Regions from separate parts of the Mus musculus genome. Here regions 2 and 3 are each linked to region 1. The links are chromatin loops, found by intact Hi-C in ENCODE. Cell type or tissue: heart. All regions are shown on one strand. Links, peaks and the distances in the headings refer to the core of each region. The heading gives the core; the rest is flanking DNA.

What was found. Hi-C counts contacts between places; a loop is a spot of excess contacts. Peaks named below come from ENCODE experiments on the same cell type or tissue, not always from the same donor. Only the 100,000 strongest peaks of a DNase experiment are listed, where the experiment ranks them.
Region 2: it touches region 1 in a loop (2.6-fold over the local background); 10 of 42 quality-filtered maps call a loop at or near these places.
Region 3: it touches region 1 in a loop (3-fold over the local background); 10 of 42 quality-filtered maps call a loop at or near these places.

The regions. Positions count from the first base shown.
Region 1 is chr1:62,719,139-62,725,313 of GRCm38, reverse strand. All of the region lies in intron 2 of Nrp2 (neuropilin 2), which reads right to left. Among named protein-coding and RNA genes, the nearest start is that of Gm29083, 4.0 kb to the right of the region's middle. In heart, for the core only: a CTCF peak has its summit at 2,592 (motif pointing left); DNase peaks (open chromatin) are centred at 4,403 and 4,873; H3K27ac peaks cover 2,809 bases.
Region 2 is chr1:62,772,853-62,779,027 of GRCm38, reverse strand. The region is part of intron 12 of Nrp2 (neuropilin 2); the gene reads right to left. Among named protein-coding and RNA genes, the nearest start is that of 4930487H11Rik, 19 kb to the left of the region's middle. In heart, for the core only: a CTCF peak has its summit at 3,955 (motif pointing right); no DNase peak of the experiment used is centred there; H3K27ac peaks cover 2,349 bases.
Region 3 is chr1:62,783,719-62,789,893 of GRCm38, reverse strand. Nrp2 (neuropilin 2) reads right to left here. Exons shown (of 17, transcript NM_001077404.1): 14 at 4,753-4,849; 15 at 3,593-3,613. Among named protein-coding and RNA genes, the nearest start is that of 4930487H11Rik, 7.9 kb to the left of the region's middle. In heart, for the core only: a CTCF peak has its summit at 3,455 (motif pointing left); no DNase peak of the experiment used is centred there.

The DNA of each region.
Region 1 (6,175 bases), core at 659-5,658:
GGCAGGTCAGCTGGCAGCTGGGTTCTGGCTAATGCGGCCGGTCCTACTATTGCACCAACTCCCAGAGGTGGGTCTGTTTCTGTCATTAGGAGGGTTGTTGCAATACAGAAAAATACTAATGCTCACCCGATCCTTGGAGAATGGGGATATTTCTGTGGTGGGCAGGCAGTAAATCTGTCCCAATGTCATGAGTAATCAACCCAAGGGTCCCTCTTCCTGAGCCAGCACATGGCATCCTCTTATACCACAGAGACTGGCTCTGTTTCGACTTCAGGGGTTCCCAGCTGAAGCCACACCTCCAATTGGGTAATTTGATTTCCCAGAGAAAAGAAAAGGGATCTAGGGTCTGGACAGGAGTGAACTGACGAGGACTTAATCCAGATTGTAACCTGGACTGTGCCAGAACAAACCACACTCTCCATTATCCTAAGGACATCTGGACATAGGGATCTAGGCAGAAGAGACATTACAACCGCGGGGAGGGCGGGGCCGTAGACTCCCCATAATCCCAGCCTTTCCTGCTTCCTGCTCTGGGTCCCCCTCCTGAGGAGGTGGGGGAAGTGGCCTGGCCAGGAAATAGAGTTAAGTAACATGTCAGGCACCTTTTTTTTTTTTTTTTTTTTTTTTTTTGCCAGGAAGAGGGTTTGTAGCAAAAGTCACAAGGACAGCCTTCCTTCTCTTGCCCCTGCCCTGACAGCACTCACAGGAAAGGAAATGAAGGTCAGCCATGTTTATGACTGTACTTCCCAGAGCTAGCGACAGTCCTCTCTTCAGAGTGCCACCCTTGCACATTCCCTCTTGCTGACTGACTCCTCTAGGGTCAGTATAGGCAGCTCCTCTTCCAGGGAGCCTCCCCGGGTCTTCCAGCCTAAGCTGGACCTGGGTACTGTGGACTCAGATAACAGTCTCCCATCAAGTCACAGTGGGGACATGCAGTGTGAGGGAGGGGGAGGCAGACAGCATGAGATTAAAGAAGGGCAGACTGGAAAGTAGGGCTCAAATCCTTACCCAGGCCCTTCAGAGGACAGGACCTGAGGGTCACTTGCTTAAGCCGTCTGAGAGCACGATTCTTCATTTGTGTGTGTCGGAGGAGCTATTTCATATGCTTTCCTGTCTATTGAGACAAAGACAGAAAATTGCCAACCCACTGCCAGGCTCAGACGTACTGTGCCAGCTGGGACAGTTTGACCTCACCACCTCCTACTCTGGAGTCCCAAAATCTATCAGGTCAAAGGGTACAATTTACTAACCCCATGTATTTCCAAAACTGGCCATCAAGTTTGGCAATAATAGGTGCTTTTAAGCACTTCCTGGGCACAGAGTGAACGGCCTATGGCCATTTGGCTGGTGACAGACCCAAGTCTGAGTAGTTAGTGACATGTATAGCCCAGATCCCATCATCTTTGTCCTTCCTTTGTAATCTCAGATGGAAGAATGGGGAAACCCTGACCTGCCCACTTTCCAACACAATTTATACCACAGTTCATATCACGGATGCCTTGGTGCAATCGGTGACAAGACATCAATAAAAGAAGTATGTGCACACACCTGCTGAGTTCTCTCGCAGGCTCGTTTCTGCAGTTCATAGTCTGGGTATGGGGTCTGTGCCATTGGAGAGCGTGAGATCATCACACTGGAACAGACAGTGTGATTGAGGTGGCTTGGAGCAGGAGCCAATAAAGGGCAAGGAGACAAACCCTGGGGAAACATGGGTAGAGAAGGAGGTACAGCCCATGCCACGGGAGCTCAGGGAGACTTCATACGGGTGGAAGAGCTATGTTTGGTTGCTGGGAATGTTGGCTGTTTGCTGAGCACAGGGAAGCGCTGACTGCTCGTCATGAAGGGACCAGCTTACTGAGGTCTGGTTTCTTGCCCCTGCTTAGCCTCATGGTTAATTTATCAACCCAGGATCTTCTAAGATTTAGAGGGACCCTCTGTGGTAAGTAAACACAAGCACATTTTGTTTAGCTAGGACAGTTGGCAAGAGGCCCATACCCATATCCAGAATGTAGGGGACTGAGAGGATCAGAAGAAACAGGAGTCTAAACCAACGCTGAGAACTATGGGTGCTGTGTTACGCTCAGTCGGGGTGAGAGTCAATCTCCAGGCAGTCCTTACTCTGTCGTGGCCTTGGCTGAACGAAGCAAGTAAGAAATGGTAGCCTTGAATTTACACGGACTTAGGGTTGAAATCTTGAACCCCAGGACCTAATCTTTGGCATAGACAGCAAAGATCTTCTACGGCAAAATTGATACATATGAAAAATAAAGGCAAGTCAGAAGAGGGAGGCTGTATGAGGAAGGATACTCATAAGAATTGAAAGCAAGAAGTACGAGGAGAAAATAGTCTCGAGTTTCCCATGACAGAGGCATTTAACGAGCTTGCTAACTTACTGTGGTAACACAAACTAGACACAGCAAAGTACTTGTTATCATGGTTTGGGGGACTTAAGATGTTTAAAAGCTCAACAAAAATTCAAATGTAGACTGAGGAGATGGCTCTGCGGCGAGCCCAGTTCACAGCACAGCCATTCAAAAGCTCACAACTGCTTGTTAGCTGTGGCTTCAGGGGAATCTGGCGCCCTCTTCTGGGCTTTGCCGGTACTGCATTCAAGTGCATCCATCCTCAAGAGCCAATCAGATCCAAAGAGGACATTGATCGGCCTTCATCGTGCACGAAGGAGTGAAGTCTAGAATTACCATCCTAAATCATCAAGAACAAAAAATGACTCTCCTCAACGTTTGTTGGTTTTGTTTAAGAAAACATGGAAGTGAGGCTTTAAAATGTTCAGGACTTCCACGGAGGGACTCTGCCCGGAGAGATTGTTCCTCAATGGGCTTCACTTTGACAGGAATGAGGTAGTTTTGTTCTGAATCTACGTAGACTTACTTGTGAGGTGGCCTAAGAAATGTATGTTCACAACTTCCTAGTTTTCAAATTTCCCCAAGATATTTTCAAGATACCTATCTGCTACATACTTGTTCTTTCTAGGAACTAGGTCTTGATTTTAGTTACCTTTGATTGGACCTCTACAATGGGTGTGTGTGTGTGTGTGTGTGTGTGTGTGTGTGTGTGTAAGCACATGCACACCAAGCCTGCTTGAAGACTGGTGAGTAAGTTGTATAGGACAGCATGTTGGTGAATGTTTTTAAGAGTTCATACAGTTCACAGTTTAGAAGTGGAAAAATACCCAGTCTTGTGTGTATGTTTCTAAAACCATAACGCTGAACCCTCTGGCTGATGACTCAAGCGAATGGCTTCTCTCTGTCTGCCAAGGCAGCAGCCTCCTGGTATCTTCTGCTCCCAGGGGGATGAAGTGACTTCTTTCTGTTTGCCCAGACAGCCCTGAGTCCTGTCTTTCTGTCCCTTGACACAGGTAGCTGTCAATGCCACAACGGCCTTTGCTTCTGCCTGTAGCTGCTCCCCAGTCCCCAGGACAGCATGCTGGTGCTTAGGGGTTGGTTCCCTGTGGATAGCCCAAGGGAGGAGGCAGGCAAAGCTAAGAGAAAGGGTGGCTTCGGATTGCACTGGCACAGAACGGCTGACGCTTGTGAGTGAAATTTTCCAAGCAGACAGCAAGATTCAGTGGAACAAAATGAACAAGCGGTGGTCAGGAAAAGATCTGTCTGGGGGTTGCCTTGACCTTCTGGAATGGAGACTTTAAGGTACAGAGAGGAAAAGGCTTAGGTACCACAGACCAGAATAATCTTCCCTATAAGGGCCCTGGTCTTAGGTCAGAGGGCCATTTTTTTTGTAGTTCATTTCATGCAGAGAAAGCAGAAGAGACAACTCGGGCAGGCATGTAGGCTGTACCCTTTCATTTCCTCTTTCTTCTCCAAGCTATTGCTCACTCAGAGATGGGCAGCAGAGGCAATTTTCTGTTGGGAGAGGTACCTGCTTCATAAACTTTGAGGTAAAACAATTGAGCATGTCCCCAAAATGCGAAGAAAGAGGGGACGGATTTCCTTTGATAGCAAATGCTATTTAAAAAAAAATGCAGCGTGGAAAAGAAGGAGTCAAAAAGAGTGTAAGAACAAGAAAAACCTTCCAGGATTTAATGAGATGAAGTGTTCCTTTCTCAAGAAAGTAAATCGGGCAAGCCCCTTGTTCTGCATGCAAATGAGGGCAAGTGGGACCAGATACGGCCTTCTAAATATAAAAATTAATGAGAGAGACAGAGGATGGGGTGTGGGGGAGCGGTGGCGGGGTGGGTGAGGACCGAGAGCGAGGGTAAGTGGGCCTAGAGGAGCCTTGCAGACAATTTGACACTAGGGGGAAATAGATTCCAGAAAGATTTTCTTTCTGACCTCTGTGACCTTTTAGGCTGCAGCCAGCAGCAAGGATGAGGCATGTGGAGAAAAACAGGAAGCTAGTTAGGAAGGCCTGAGAAGCCGGGAAGAGAGCCTGTAACTTGCCTGTTTCCTCTCTTCAGACTCCAGCAAAGGTGAGGTATGAGTCCTTCTGCTCCACACCAAGTTCTGCAGCCCTGTGGGTTGGATCCCGGGGCTGCAGAGTGCGTCCCTAGCCTTTTACTCTACACAATATATCTGGGGCTTTGCTCATTGCTGTCTGAATCCAACCTTCTAAAAAGCAAGGCCCCTTTCCCCTGTCATAGTGAATATCCATAAAATGGCCTCTTAGCAATTTCCCCTCGAGATTGCACTGGGATCAGCAGAACCGAATTTGGCCCTCTGTCCGGAGAGGTGCTTAGTCAAGTTCCTCTGAGCCCGCTCTCAAGCACTCTGTGCATTATGTCTCAGTTGATGCCAAAGACGCTGGGACCCAAAAGTCCTTTTACAGAGCTGCTCAAACCCAAATTCTTTGTCAGCTTTGCTGCTGGGGAAGTGGAATCCTGGGATGCTGAGTCAATGTGTCCAGTGTGTCTGTGTAAGACAGACAAAGGAGGAACTGATGTGCTATGTCATCCAGGCAGCCAAGACTGGTCCTGGAATTAGAAACCCCATCCTGTGACTCTTAGTCACATGTGGCATCCATCCGGGAAACTCTTTGGTTTTCAGCACAGACTACCTCCTGTTAGAAGGAAACCATTCTGTAGGTGCAAAGTGGTCCTGAGAGTATAATAAGGACAGCAGCTTGCCAGGCCTCGGGGTCTAGTACTAGTTACAGAGGAGCCTTGAGTCCGTCAGAGGAAGCACTGGCCTGGACTGAAGCCTGCTCTACATTAGGGGCCAGGAGTGTCACCTGCTCTCTTATACCTGTCCCACCAGCTGTCTCCTTATTAATTATCCAGGACTCCCAACTCCTTGGTCACAGGAATGCTCGGAGTGTTTAGGTGTCGTGTGGATACTGAACAGTCACCAGAACGTATGGTACAAAGACCAAAACTGCCAGTGCCATAGTCTTTTATGAACACTTTCACTTTTGATTCATGAGGCAAGCACACAGGACAGAGGTCTAGAGACTACTCAGCCAGCCTGTTTTCCCGAGTGCGCACAGCATCTTACGAGCATTTCTCTGACTGTCTGCATCTCCAAGGTGGCTGAACAGATGTCCTGTTATAAGACCAGCTGAGGCCATCTTGAGTAACTGACTTAACCTCTCTGTGTTTTAGTGTCCTCTTGTCAAAATGAAGATCATGATGGCACCAGCTTCCCAGGGCTACAGCAAGAACTGAGTGGCTTAATTGTAAAGCAATTAGAACTGTTTGTAGAAGGAATCTATACCTGCATCTTTGAGAGTAACCTGTGCAGCATGGACATCAAGAATCAATTGGAGTCTTAACCCATCCTTCACCAACTCTGTATTTTTAACTCTGCAATGAGCAGCGCCTTTGGAAAGCAATAAGCCAATCCCTATTGCTGGATATATTTGAGGACCCAGCTACCATTTTATTAGGGAAGCTTGTAGGGTTCCTGATAAGGCAGCAATCAAAATGGGGGAGCCCTCCAAAGGAAGCTAAGTCACAGATACAAGAAGCGGGGTTTGTAGTCTGCTTCTTGCCCCAATGGAAACTCTTTCCACTGCCAACTTCTACAGACAGGGTACCACTGTTTTCTGTACCTCATTCCAAAAGATTCTTTACAATACCACAGAATCAAATCCACCCTACCTCTCCTAGAAGCTAATGCCATGTTTAAGTGGCCCTCTGTGGCTAGGGCCCACAACTGCCCTTCAGTGAGAGAAAGGACAGAATATCAGAGCAGTGGCCCTGTGT
Region 2 (6,175 bases), core at 851-5,850, 54 kb before region 1:
CCCAGCTGTCAAGAACATCTCACATTCAGTTTAACACCTTCCTGCTGTCGTGTGGACACACGTGCTCCATCTATCCCTGATGGGACACAGCTCATTTCCGTTCTATGACTTAGAAGCATTTTACTCATAAGGCGTTAAGGAGTCCAGGGGGCTGGGGAGATGGCTAAGTGTATAAAAGGTTTGTCTCACAAGCCTGATGACCCCAGGACGGAAGTAAAACCACAGGTCTACAAACCCACCTGTACTGTACCCCTACAAGTAGGTGGGAAAAAGAATGGAAGTTTCTGAGATAGCCTGAGGTACACTCCACTGAACAAACAGACACTGTCTCAGACAAGATAGAAGGACTGACACCAGGGGTTGTGCACTGTGGTGCATTCAAATACAAACAGAGAAGGGAGAGATGGGGGGGGGAGAAGAGAGGAAGGGGGAGACAGGGAGAGAGAGAAGAAGAGAGGAAAGAAGAAAAGAAGAGGGAGAGGGAGAAAAGGAGAGTGACAGAGAGGGAGAGGGGGAGGGAAAAGGAGAGGGAGAGGGAAAGAAAGAGATAGAGATAGACAGATGCAGAGGGGGGGGGGAGGGAGAGGGAGAGGGAGAGAGAGAGAGAGAGAATATCAATTAAGACCTTTAGTCTGTGCTTCCCCAGGAAACACAACCCTACTCTCTTTAAATGCTCCCTTTCTGGGTCCTTGTTCATGGAGTGCTTCAGCTCTTGAAAGTCCTGACATTCAGACAAGGTACCAAGCTTGGATGTATTCTGAAAGTGAAGACCTTGTAGAATATTCCAGCTTATGGGCTACCACCATTAAATACTAAGAAAGGCCAAGTACTCAGTGCCTGAAAGAATCGTGGGCATGGTCGGGTGGGGGGCAGGGTTGCTTTATGAATTCCCTTGGTCCTTAGGAAGGAACTCTTTTGGATTCCAAGAAGTTGCCCTAATATGACAAGCAGCCAGCTAAGCCCTGGCCCTGGGGGGCGAGGGTGGGGGTGGGGAGGAATCTGCGTTCTTCTGTGGCTGATAGCTAGGACACCAGCAGTGGGTAACTTCCAACAAAAAGACAATGGAAAGGAAATCCACCCAGCTGCTGAAAGAGAACGAAGAAATAAAGTCCCTAAGATATAAAATCCCTGTCCTCTTGGGCCTGACTTATTTAGGAGGCATTTTGCTATGTCCTTGACTCGGAATGTCCGCTGTTGCCAATGACACAGAGCAAACAATCACACGGGAATGAACAACTCAAGTTCAAAAGGGCAGAGAGGAGGTGCAGAGGAGAGGGTCGCTCAGGCACTTCACCTGACGCTGTCTCTAAAAGGGCCTCTTGATATTTCACCTGGCGATTTATGGTCCCATCTGGCTTCAGCTGCTTAAGTGTCCTCTGGGCACGTGACTGGGGTCGGCCCAATTGCAATGGATTCAATTGTGTCTACTCCCCTTTAGCCAACCCCAAAATAAATCACCAGCTTGATCCTCCTGGCTATTGCAAAGCCAAACACGCCATCTGTCCCTCACACGCATCTCCTGGCTAGCATCTTGCCCTCCTACTAGAACAACCATCTGAAAGAATATTTAGTGCAGCAGGAGATGGAGTCTCTTAGTATAGGTCATACTTAAAACATGAGTCAGCCACTCCGCCGGCCTCCCAAGGTCAGTCTATCTCTGCTAAGGTCTTCAAATTAACAACCAGTTAAGGGAAACATTGACTTTGGATGAACTCGGCAGGATGTTTTCAAGGTTTATGATAGAACATTCGGCAGGGATTTAAGGATTCAGCCGGACCAGTCCTTGCAGGCAGCTAGCTACCTGGAGGTATTTTTCGATGTGGTGTGTCAGCTTCCACAGAAAGCTCTGCCATCTAGTTAGTTTGTTCTCAATTTCCCCGTCCAATATCACCCCAGTCTCTCAGGGTTTTCAAGAAAAGGGGGATAACAGCTTCTCTCTGTTTTCATCTTTTCCACCAACAGGGCTGTTTTCCTCCTGTCTTACAAGAGGATCCCCTCCCCCCGCCCCATTCTTTCCTGTTCTAGTTGAAATTATCCCTTGATTATTGCTTGCTTCAGCTCAGCTCGTCCTGTCCTTTAATTATCTATCACGATCCATAGCCCCAGTTTTCTGGCTTAGTATTTTTAAGGGCTATGCCCTAGGCAAACCATAGCCACCTTCCTCCCAAGGCAGTGGTTCTCAACCTGTGGGTCTCGACCCCACCAGAGGCTCAAATGATCATTTTACTGGGGTCTCATATCAGATATCCTGCATATCAGATATTTACACTCTGATTCACAATAGCATTAGATTTAGAGTAATGAAGTAGCAATGCAAATAATTTTATGACTGGGGGGCGGGCACCACAACAGGAGGACCTGTATTAGAGGGTGGCAGCATCAGGAAAGCTGAGACTACTGATTTGACAGTGTCTGAATTGAAAGCTGTCACCTGATCTTTTGAGCATAGAGGGAGGTTTTAAATTCAGAGCCATTGCTAGCTTACAGTAAAAAAAGCAAGCCCGTCTTAGGTTCATCCATCAGGGCTCTGGTCTCCCACTCTGCTGGCGTTTATCAGCAACCAAGTCTGCAGCAAAACAACCCCAGTAACAAGTTAACAGGGTATTCGCCCTCCATTTGAAGGGATGGCCAGCATGGGTAAAACTTGAGTGTTTACATTCTTGGCTTACTCCCACTTAGCTTTCCTCTGAGCCTCCTGTAAGCGGGGCAAAGCTCCCTTCACAGTGCTGTCCCAGTCCAAGTTTGCCAGTTTTCTTTAGATGCTTGTATGGCGTTTAGTTACCAAAGTCGGGGAGCATTGTAACCACATGTCACAGGTCAATCACTGTATAAAAGGGCGCACACATTCCGGAGTGAAAGAGCACATGTTCCAGACCACACTTGGATCATGATCGGGAGGCACTGGGCAGAATCCTGTTTGTCTCTGGCCTTATCTCCTCCTCTTCCTCCTCCCCCTCCTCCTCTTCTTCCTTTACCTCCTCCTTCCCCTTCCCACCCCAGTGGTGCTAGGGATGGGACTTAGGCACTCTAGACACTCCCAGATGCTAGGCAAGCACTCTACCAGTGGCTCCAACTCAGCTCTCCTTTTTCCTTTTCCTTTCCTTTTTTTTCCCCCTTTCCTTTTTTTTTTTTTTTTTTTTTTTTTTTTTTTTTTTAAATGGCAGAGCCTTGCTAAGTTGCCTAGGTTGCTCCTGAACTCATTCTGCAGCTCAAGCTTAAACTTCCAATCCTCCTGCCTCGGTCTCTCAAGTAGCTGACATTATACGCTAGCAACCAGCAGGCCCAGCTCTTATCTCATTCTTTACAACAATAATGACCACGACAATAACAAGTCTCGATACTATTGGTATTGCTATTTACTTAGTATACTATTCCCGAGTGACCCCATGTAGTCCTTAATGCGTTATCCCTCGTTAATTTCCCATAGTTGCTGAGGGAGATAGAGTGGCATCGATGGAAAATCAAAATAGCAACACTTGCAGAATGGGCTCAGGCAAATCCACCTCCGTAACTCCCTGCTTCATGGTTCTCACTAAACCAAGCTATAGAAGCATCAGGAAGAATTGGGGGCTTGATCTTCTGCTACTGCCTAAGGTGCTACAGTAGGTATTATCTAATACATGACTGGGATGCTGCTTCCACGCACGGACAGTGCGGTCTCTGCATCCACGAAATAAGACCAGTGCCACGGCAGAACTGATGCATCGGCTGAAACTATTTTAGGTCATTAAAATTATACTAGAAATAGCCACAAACAGCTGTGGGAGGGGGCGCTCCTTCCTCAACACTGGAGAACTGGACACCAATCATTTCAAGGAGAGTTTGTGTCCTTCCTTAAAGACCCAAGTCTGATCATTGTCAGAACTCTAAATATGCCTGCTCTCCTACCAATGACCCCATGTCATTGTAGCTTCAGAGAGATGACAAAGTGGCTTGTCAGGGAGGGTGGGGCAGGCTCTTCTGCTACCACCAGGGGTCACTGGATTTGGAGCACAGTAGGGGTGGGGGTGGTGGGAACACACTCTAGGCAGCTTAGCCACAAGAGCTAAAAAAAGAAATTCTGAGTGGCTTGAAAGGCGATGTTGAAAAACAATAACAGTGGAATGAAACCAGTGGGTGTCTTGTCAGCCTGGAGCAACCATTACCACTAGCCAAAGGAACAGAACTAATTGCTGACTTAAAAGGGAGCAAGGAAAGGAAAGAAAACACGAGAAAACAACTCAATCAGAAAATATCTAAGCAATGTAAGTGGTTTCCATGGACACTTGCGATCAACTGTCTGTGTTGAATTTCGGCATGGCCATCCTGACCCGCCCCCTTCCCCCTTCATCCTCACCTCCTCCGTGTTTGACTGAGATACATCTTTTCCGGAATTTACTGACTTCTGTTTGCACACTCACTGAGGGGATAAGGCATGTTGCATCCTTCTAGAGAGCAATGGGTCTGGTCTCTTTGTGGAAGAGCAAAGTAGGGTGACACAGTGGCTTTCAGGTTTGGGGCGAGGTGCCAGTCATTCTGTGCCCATTAGTATCCTCTCTGCCCTGAGCTCAGCAACAGCTGTTTCCTTTCTCCTGACTAGTTCCCTTGGGGCCCCATTTTTTTCTTTTGAAAGAACAAGAAGGAACCACCCCAAAGCAGAAAGAGGTCTATCTTCTGCTTGCAACGTAATTCGGTATTTTGTAAGTAGGACAGTGGGAAACAGAGACGATGGGGTTTTTAATCATCTGAGGATAAAGGGTTCTGAGAACAATATTACGATTTTGTGTCCCGGAGTCAGGTTGCAAGTGTCCCTTTCCCAAACTTGAGTGATTCCTCTGGAAAAGGAAAATAATTGTTTTCCTTCTCAGAGTCTTAAGGCAGGAACAACGGTAAACCCAGCAGTTCCTTATGGCCGCCATTTACTCTCTGTCCCCATCTATTCATCCAGATGTTGGAATTCTGCCTGTTCTGAAAAGCATGCCCCCACCCCCTGACTGCAGAGTGTGATGAATCAGCTGAAACAAAAGCAAAGGCTACCGTTGTTTCCAATGAGTAGCAAGGGTGAAGGGAGCAGGCTTTCAGGTGAGAGTGGGAGGAGAGGGCAGCAGGCTAAGGCAGAGGGGAGGCAGAGGAAGCTCTGGCAGAACTGCCTCTAGCTAGCTCACTGGTGGCCTTGTGGTCTAGCTAGGGCTAGCCTCAGACACCTTCAGAGGAAACCTCAGAACCATAGGGAGGGGAAGTCAGAGGATTCGAAAGGACCCTGGGTAAGAGATGGTAAATCCTCTCACCCCACAGAGAGTCCACGTGTACAACCCTTTATTTAAAGTGCCTCAGCCAAGCCAAGCCTTCTTTATCTCTCATGCAGACGAAATGTAAACACATATACACACATACCGCATTCACCTTTCTTACGTTCAGAGCAAGATGGGGGCTGGGAAAAACCACCAATTAATTGGACCCAGTCTCAAAGGAGAGGAAATGAAATGAAAAATCCAGGCTGGGTTATAAAAATAAGTATTTTTTTTCCCAACGTGCAGGAGGCTCATTATATTAATTAAGCATTATTGCAGAGACTGAGAGGGGGGAGGGGGCAGGAGCTGGGACTGGGGTAAGTGCTCTCTCCTGTGCCCGAGGCAGTGGTGATCCTCAGATACAAATCTCTCTGAGCCAGCACTCCAATGCTGAAGAGATAAACACTTGAAATATGAAAATGTTTTTCTTCAGAGCAGATGCTGTGACCCTCTGGGAAAGCAAGTGTGGGCCGTGGCAGGAAAGTGGCCCCAAGTGTTCTTCTAGAGCTTATCTCCCCTCACCAGTACCTCTAACTCCTGGGGACCAGAGAGGACACCATGGGCATATGGGGTGAGGGTAGCGCTGAAGAAGTCAGCAAGAGCGAAGCCCCTCCCCTTTCATTTTCTGGCCTTCCCCCAGTATGCTCCATCAACATGCAGTCTGCTAAATTTCCAGAATTAACCCCCTTTTCTCTTGGTGGCTTATTAATGGGCATCTGAGGTCCAGTCAGGAGGTGTGTGGAAATCGGAAGCCAAAGAAAGTGTTTTTTAGGCCAATGTGTACTGGCTTGTGAGGGCCACTTGTTAAATTTTCTGAAACTTCACGAGCCAGTTAAATATAATCATTGTTAAAAATTAAATCATACAAAGCTCTATTACATTATATTTAAAAAGGAAATTAATAA
Region 3 (6,175 bases), core at 851-5,850, 64 kb before region 1:
CCTCCACTCTGCAACACCTAGCCTCAGGTAGGCAGCTGGGGATGAGGGTGGGGCATCGGGGAAGATTCTCACATCACTGGTGCCTATCTGGAGCCCTGGAGGCTTTGGGGGTTTAGGGTGCGTCTCTAACTTCATCTGAGACGTATGTGCATGAACTAACTCTGCTTCCTCAGCGAGACAGCACTGTAGAGTAAAGGGAAGCTGATGAGAAAGATACACTGATGGGGCCCATCCAGTCCTGTACCCAGGGACGGGGTGTCTTACTGGCATGCAAAGTTTTGGAGTGGAAGGCAGGTTGTGAGAGTGACAGTGGTGGTGGAAAAGAGATGTGAGTAGAAATGGCAGATTGGCCCGTAGGACCCAAATAAATTAACTCAAACTCTCTGAGGCATGGAGTCAGGTGCCAGCCTGACCTCAGCTTTACCCTATGTGCGGCTCCCTAACAACGATTCCCAGCCATGTCCACAGGACGGCCTTTGATGCTCATTTTCTCCTGGTTGTATCTGGATGAAAATCGGAGGGGGGCAGGTAGGGGGACAGCAGAAAGGCACACAGTAGAGTCCAAAAGAGAGAGCACAGAAGCCTTAGAAACGGCTGGAGACACATTCACAACCATGGGACTATCAGAGCATACGCGTGTTCCTTTAAGGGCCCTTAATAAGAAGGGAGTTCAGGGAACCGCAGCCCAAGAACACCTTCACAGTGCAGCCCTGCCTGGGTCTCCATGATTTCTGCTCCTACTGCATTCAGTACACACAGCCTCCTACAGGAGCAACAACAACTCTTGTCTTCACCAGAAGCTACTAAAAATATCCACCTGGTCAGGAGCCCCACTATCCTGACTGTGGGCATTATCTATTTCTTTACTGGCTTCTTGCTTGTTACCTTTTCTTTTATTAAGAAAAAAAAAGCACTGAGCAAGAGGAAATAATTCATCACCTTAATTATACGGCTTTTCAGTCTTTTTTCCCCTTTCCCTTTATACACGGTTTTTCATTTGTTAAAGCTCGAACCTTAAGAACAAAGATACGTGACGACACCATGTTTATAGTCACTGCTTATGCAAGCAAGCAAGCAAGCAAGCAAGCAAGCAAGCAAGCAAGCAAAGCAAGCACACCCAAGTTACATTGTTTCAAACATGACTCATATGAGCGACAAAAAGATCTTTCTAAAGAATGGCATGAGGACACAGTGTTTTCAATTCCTCTGCCTCCTCCTTCTCTGTACAGTTTCTCTTCCACACTAAGTCACATCCACGTACACGGTCTACAGGCACATGAAGCGGCAATGCAAGAAGCCAGTTAAAGGCAGAAACCAAAGATACTTCAAACGAAGAAAGATCCAGAGCCCCCATCAGCACAGGTCCAAAGGCCACTTCTGCATTTCCCTGAAGATCCACCCAGAACACACTGCTCTCCTGTAGTGAGTAGGATTACTTCTCCTGCATGACTAGTTTATAATCAAAAGGAACATAACCCGAATCCTATAGGCACAGAAGCAATGCAAATGGTGGTTGTAAGCGGGGTCCCCACATCAGTTCTTGGTAACTTGCCTGCCTGAATCTGATTTTACTCTGATTCTCTGTTTTGAGTAAAAATGCTGATTTTATGTCTTGAGCAAGAGGCTCCTACTGTCCTGCCCATGAAGAGAACAAAAGTCATGTCTCCCAAGTGGAGACCATTTGTTTGAGTAAAGATGGAGACGTGTGAGAAGGTCCCAGGTTCACCTGGCTAGCACCCAGAAGCGTCACAGAACACACGTCAGTGTGGTTGAAACTTCTAATTCGCACTGTGCTCTTGGCTCTCTAATGTTCTTGAGCCAAGTCTCTGCACCCAAAGACCTGGTTGCCTCCTTGTCATGTCTGCATCCGTGAGTCAATGCTTGCAACTGGAGCCCTCTCTGTACAGCCCCAAAGCATCAAGAACATACTGAGAAGTCTTACCTTCGAGCCACTGAGCCCGGTGTTTATTTAGCCTAAGTGCACATTTGCCACTCAGATGAGACTTTATTTTATATATATATATATATATATATATATATATATTTTTTTTTTTAACAGGCGAACAGGGCCTGGGTGTGCAGCCTTGTGCCGCACACAACTTCAAGGAGAGCACGTGCGCTTGGTGTGTTTATTCTCTCAGAGGAGTGAAGCCTTCAGCTGTTGTTCCTGTCAGTCACGCCCAGACATGGGTCGAGCACAGCTTTTATAGCAGTTACTGGCCTTTCAGGGAGCTTTGAGGCTCAACAACCCACAGAGAGTCGGGAGCAGGCTTCTCTTCCCCAGCATAAACCTTAGGCTGCACCAGGAAGGTGAGCGCCAAGCTCTAACAGTCCAAGCTGTTCCGTTTGCACCTTAACTTTCCCTGTCAGGCTTTGCGTTCACAGCTACACCCCAGGGAGCAGCAAGGTGTGCACATGGATGCACAATACTTCCACATGTGGTGGGGGAGCAGGAGAGAGGATAAGAATCAAAACATACACCGGCCAGAGCTCTATTCTACCACTTTCCCCTCCGTATTGATGGTCTTAGAGCTAGGGACGAATGGCAAATTAGGCAGGGCGACTTGGATTCAGGGAGCCTATACAGGTGTCAAGCCAAGGGCTCATCTCTCTCTCTAGTCAGGAACTAGGCAGATGCATGAGAGCGGAGATAAGATATGGAGAATTTGGATATATAAAATGGGGATCTTATTTCTAAAATGCTGTCACCTAGAGGGTCCAGCCTAGGCAGCACAGACAGGGTGTAACAGCTCTCTCACGGCTGGCACCAAACAGGCCCTTGGGACTAAGCACTGGGCGAGGGTCTGTGAACATGCTGCGGTCCACCAACTGCAGAGGAGCACTCAGCACTTAGAGCAGCTACTGAGCTTAAGTATTAGGACTTGGGCAGCATCAGCAGCCAGACTGACTGTGGAGGGCGAGTGTAAACCCGCTGCATTTGAAAAGCACAAATGTACCCTTCGCTCCAGGCTGGGAGCCCTTGCTTCTTTTCTTGGATGAGGCAAGCATCCCAATTTCCCTCTACTTTGCTTTGTTCTCTAGTTGCTTTCTTAGGGAGGAAGTGTCCCTTTCTGTTCCCAGCCATGAGATTCAAGTGCCCTGACTCTAGTCAGAGAATGAACCTCCTTGCTCCCTCTACCAGCTTTGAATTCAGCACCTTTCCCCCTGTTAAGATCACAGCCCTCCTCAGGTTTTTTTTTTTTTTTCCTTCTCCCAACATCTTCACTAGAATGCTGGTACTACGCCTCACTGAGGGTTAATCTTCCCACAGCCTCTCCTTTCTCACCACTCCTGCATTTTCAACCTCATTGCTCCCGAGTGGACAATGCAAGGCTCAAAGGTTTATCTGTAACCTATTTGTCTCTATTATAGGTTTCTAAGCTTTAATTAAATGAGAGACATTGAGGATCTCAATCCCCGGAATCTATGGGTGTCGCTGCCGCCACCTAGTGGTGAGAAAGTGAAGCATTTGTTTTCTCCTGCAAGCTTTGTTAAAATGGGAGTTACTCCCCCCACCAAATTCACATCACATGGAAAGAGAAAAAGCCATGCAAAACAAATGTTCTTTTTTTTTTACCTTTAAAATCCTCACCTGCAAAAGCTGATATGGGTTCTGAAAGAGAAAACAAAAAACAGAAAAAAAGTTGAGTTAGATAGAGAGAAAAGTTAACGAATATGACACAATTGAGTCTGTTAGGCCACTTGGCAATATGCTTCAGAACGTGGCCCACCTCCTGTTTGTTTTCTAGACTCTGCCTACCATCATCACGGGGCTAGGGTAAGCAGAGAGGATGCTCAAGTTGCTTTGGAACAAAAAGTCCTTCACAGAGTAACAGGTCCCCAAGGCACTGTAATCAGCCACTTACCACTGATTACTTTCTCAGACCTGGGATTAGTTTTAGATGCCCAAGCCCTGAGAGTTGCTTGGGGGACTGGGGAAGTCCCAGTTGCTTCTGACATCACTAGGCACAGACACCCAAGGTCCAAGAACAGCACTTGGTAACTTATTACAGCAACTCCGCTGGCTGGGAGCGAGTCCTATTCCTTTTCTGTTTGGGGAAAGATCCACGGCTAGGATGGGAGGTTGTTGGGGTGCCCTTAGGGAAACCCCTGCTTCAGGATGGAGCCTTGGGCAGAAATGTGTGCATTTCAGGAGGGCTGGTTCTTAGCACTTCTGACCAAAGAGATAGTGAGGGGGTCCTCTGGTACGCCATGCTTAATCCTACAAGTCTAGACTCTTGAGCATTAGAAATATTAGCTTGAAAACAAAATGTAACATTTGATTTCTTATGCCGTAATTTTCCCTGCAGTTCATTCATGTGAAAGAATGGCGTGGGTAATTGTGTTAGCATTCTTATATAGCACGGGTAGCACTTTTGCCCACCACTGAAGGCTTCCATTAAATCCATCAACCCTTCCCAGCATGTAATTCTGACTGGCAGGCACTCGTGTCCTCTAGCATTTTCTTTGCTTAAAAACTGGAGTCTGATGATGGGGTCTCGGCACCCCAAATTTTCACATACTTAATGCACATCTATTTCTGTTTGGGAGATGGATATATAAAACCTTCACCTCATGTCTTAGTCTTACCCCTCCCACCCTCAGCCCAAGACTCAACCAAGTCTATACTTCACCTCCTGCACAGACTAGCACAGCCCGACCCTCTGGGAAATGTGAAGACAGCAGTTGCTTCCTTCTGCATATCCCAATGTCTTATTTGAAACAACCGCCAAGAGAGAGGAAGGCACGTACCCATGCAGTTCTCCAGTGGGACATCAGTGCTTATCCGAATGTCATCGATGGAAATCTCTCCCGATCGTCCCTTCCCTATCACTCCCTCGAACACGATCTAGAGCCGGAAGGACAAGAGCCAAGATTAGCTAATCTTCCTGGTTCATCCGGTGTGTGTGTGTTATTGCACCTGGTACATACACATCTGTGGACCACATGGCTCCATCTCTTGAAATCTTAATTTAAGAAGAGTTGGTTCAAATCAATTACACATTTGAGAGGATAAGAAAATGTAACAAGTTGATAGATATTGCTGTCCAGTAACAAGAACATACTGATTAAAAGAACCACAATTGAAGCATCCTTGAGGGAGAGGGGTACTGATATTTCCCTAGCTATTTCAGAGGTTCCTTTCCTGGAAATCCTTCGGGTGCTCAGGGCAGGTATTTGAGAACTCAGAGGACATGAGCAAGTGATGGTAATAAAGGAAACACGGTCCTTAGGTTTGGACGGCCTTCTGCATGACCTCTCCTCACACTCTGACTTAGAGATCTGTTCATATAACAGCAGGGAAATAATTTACTCTTTTATCAACAATTTACTGAGCATCTACTATGTGTTAGGCACACAGATGAGGTAGTAACAAAATCCAGTAAGATACATTTCTGCCTGGAGAAACTCAAACAAAGACAAAAACGGAGACAAAACCTCTAACAGGTTCTTCTAATGCCCCCTGGGACTAAGGTTAATAAATGGGGGGCCCAGGTTGGGGAGTTAGGGTCTCCGGATGCCTTGTAGTCTCAGAAGTGAGTGGCTACAGCCTGCACACTACACTCAGCTCTGTGGTCTTTAACCACTCCTCATTCTCGCCCTCCCCAGGTTCTTTCTGCAAACGAGCACATGTCCTCTGGCAAGCTGAAAGAGCAGTTGGCTGCCTCTCCAGCCATCTGTTGCTGCTCTTCATCTGGGGAGGAGCAGGTTAATGCCTTGGCTGGTTTTCAGCGCCCTCGTCCACAGTGTGTCTACTCTAACCCAAGATGTGGGTACAGATGTGTGGGCCCATCTGTGCCTCTTGCTCCGTGGGACAGAGATAATAGAAGCTGAGAGAGAAGCCACTTGTTTGGGGCTCTCGGGTTTGATGGAGGATGCCTATCCATCTTACGCCCCTTTCTGGATCCGTGCTCTCTGGAGCAGGTCTGGGAAGGCACGGCCACGGCCACCTCCATCCTGAGCCCTCCACTGCCTTGGGGATAGAGGGGACATTTGTGTTTATTTCCCTGGCTTCTGTGTCCTTTTGTCGGCCTACCTGATAGCAATCTAAAATAAAATGGAGAGAAGAAACATTTGTTGGAGAAGATTTCAGCAATATAAAAGGCAATAGGAGGAACAAAGAACCAAGTCTGGGTGTAGAGATAGGCGCATTCTGAATAACAAATAAGTGTCA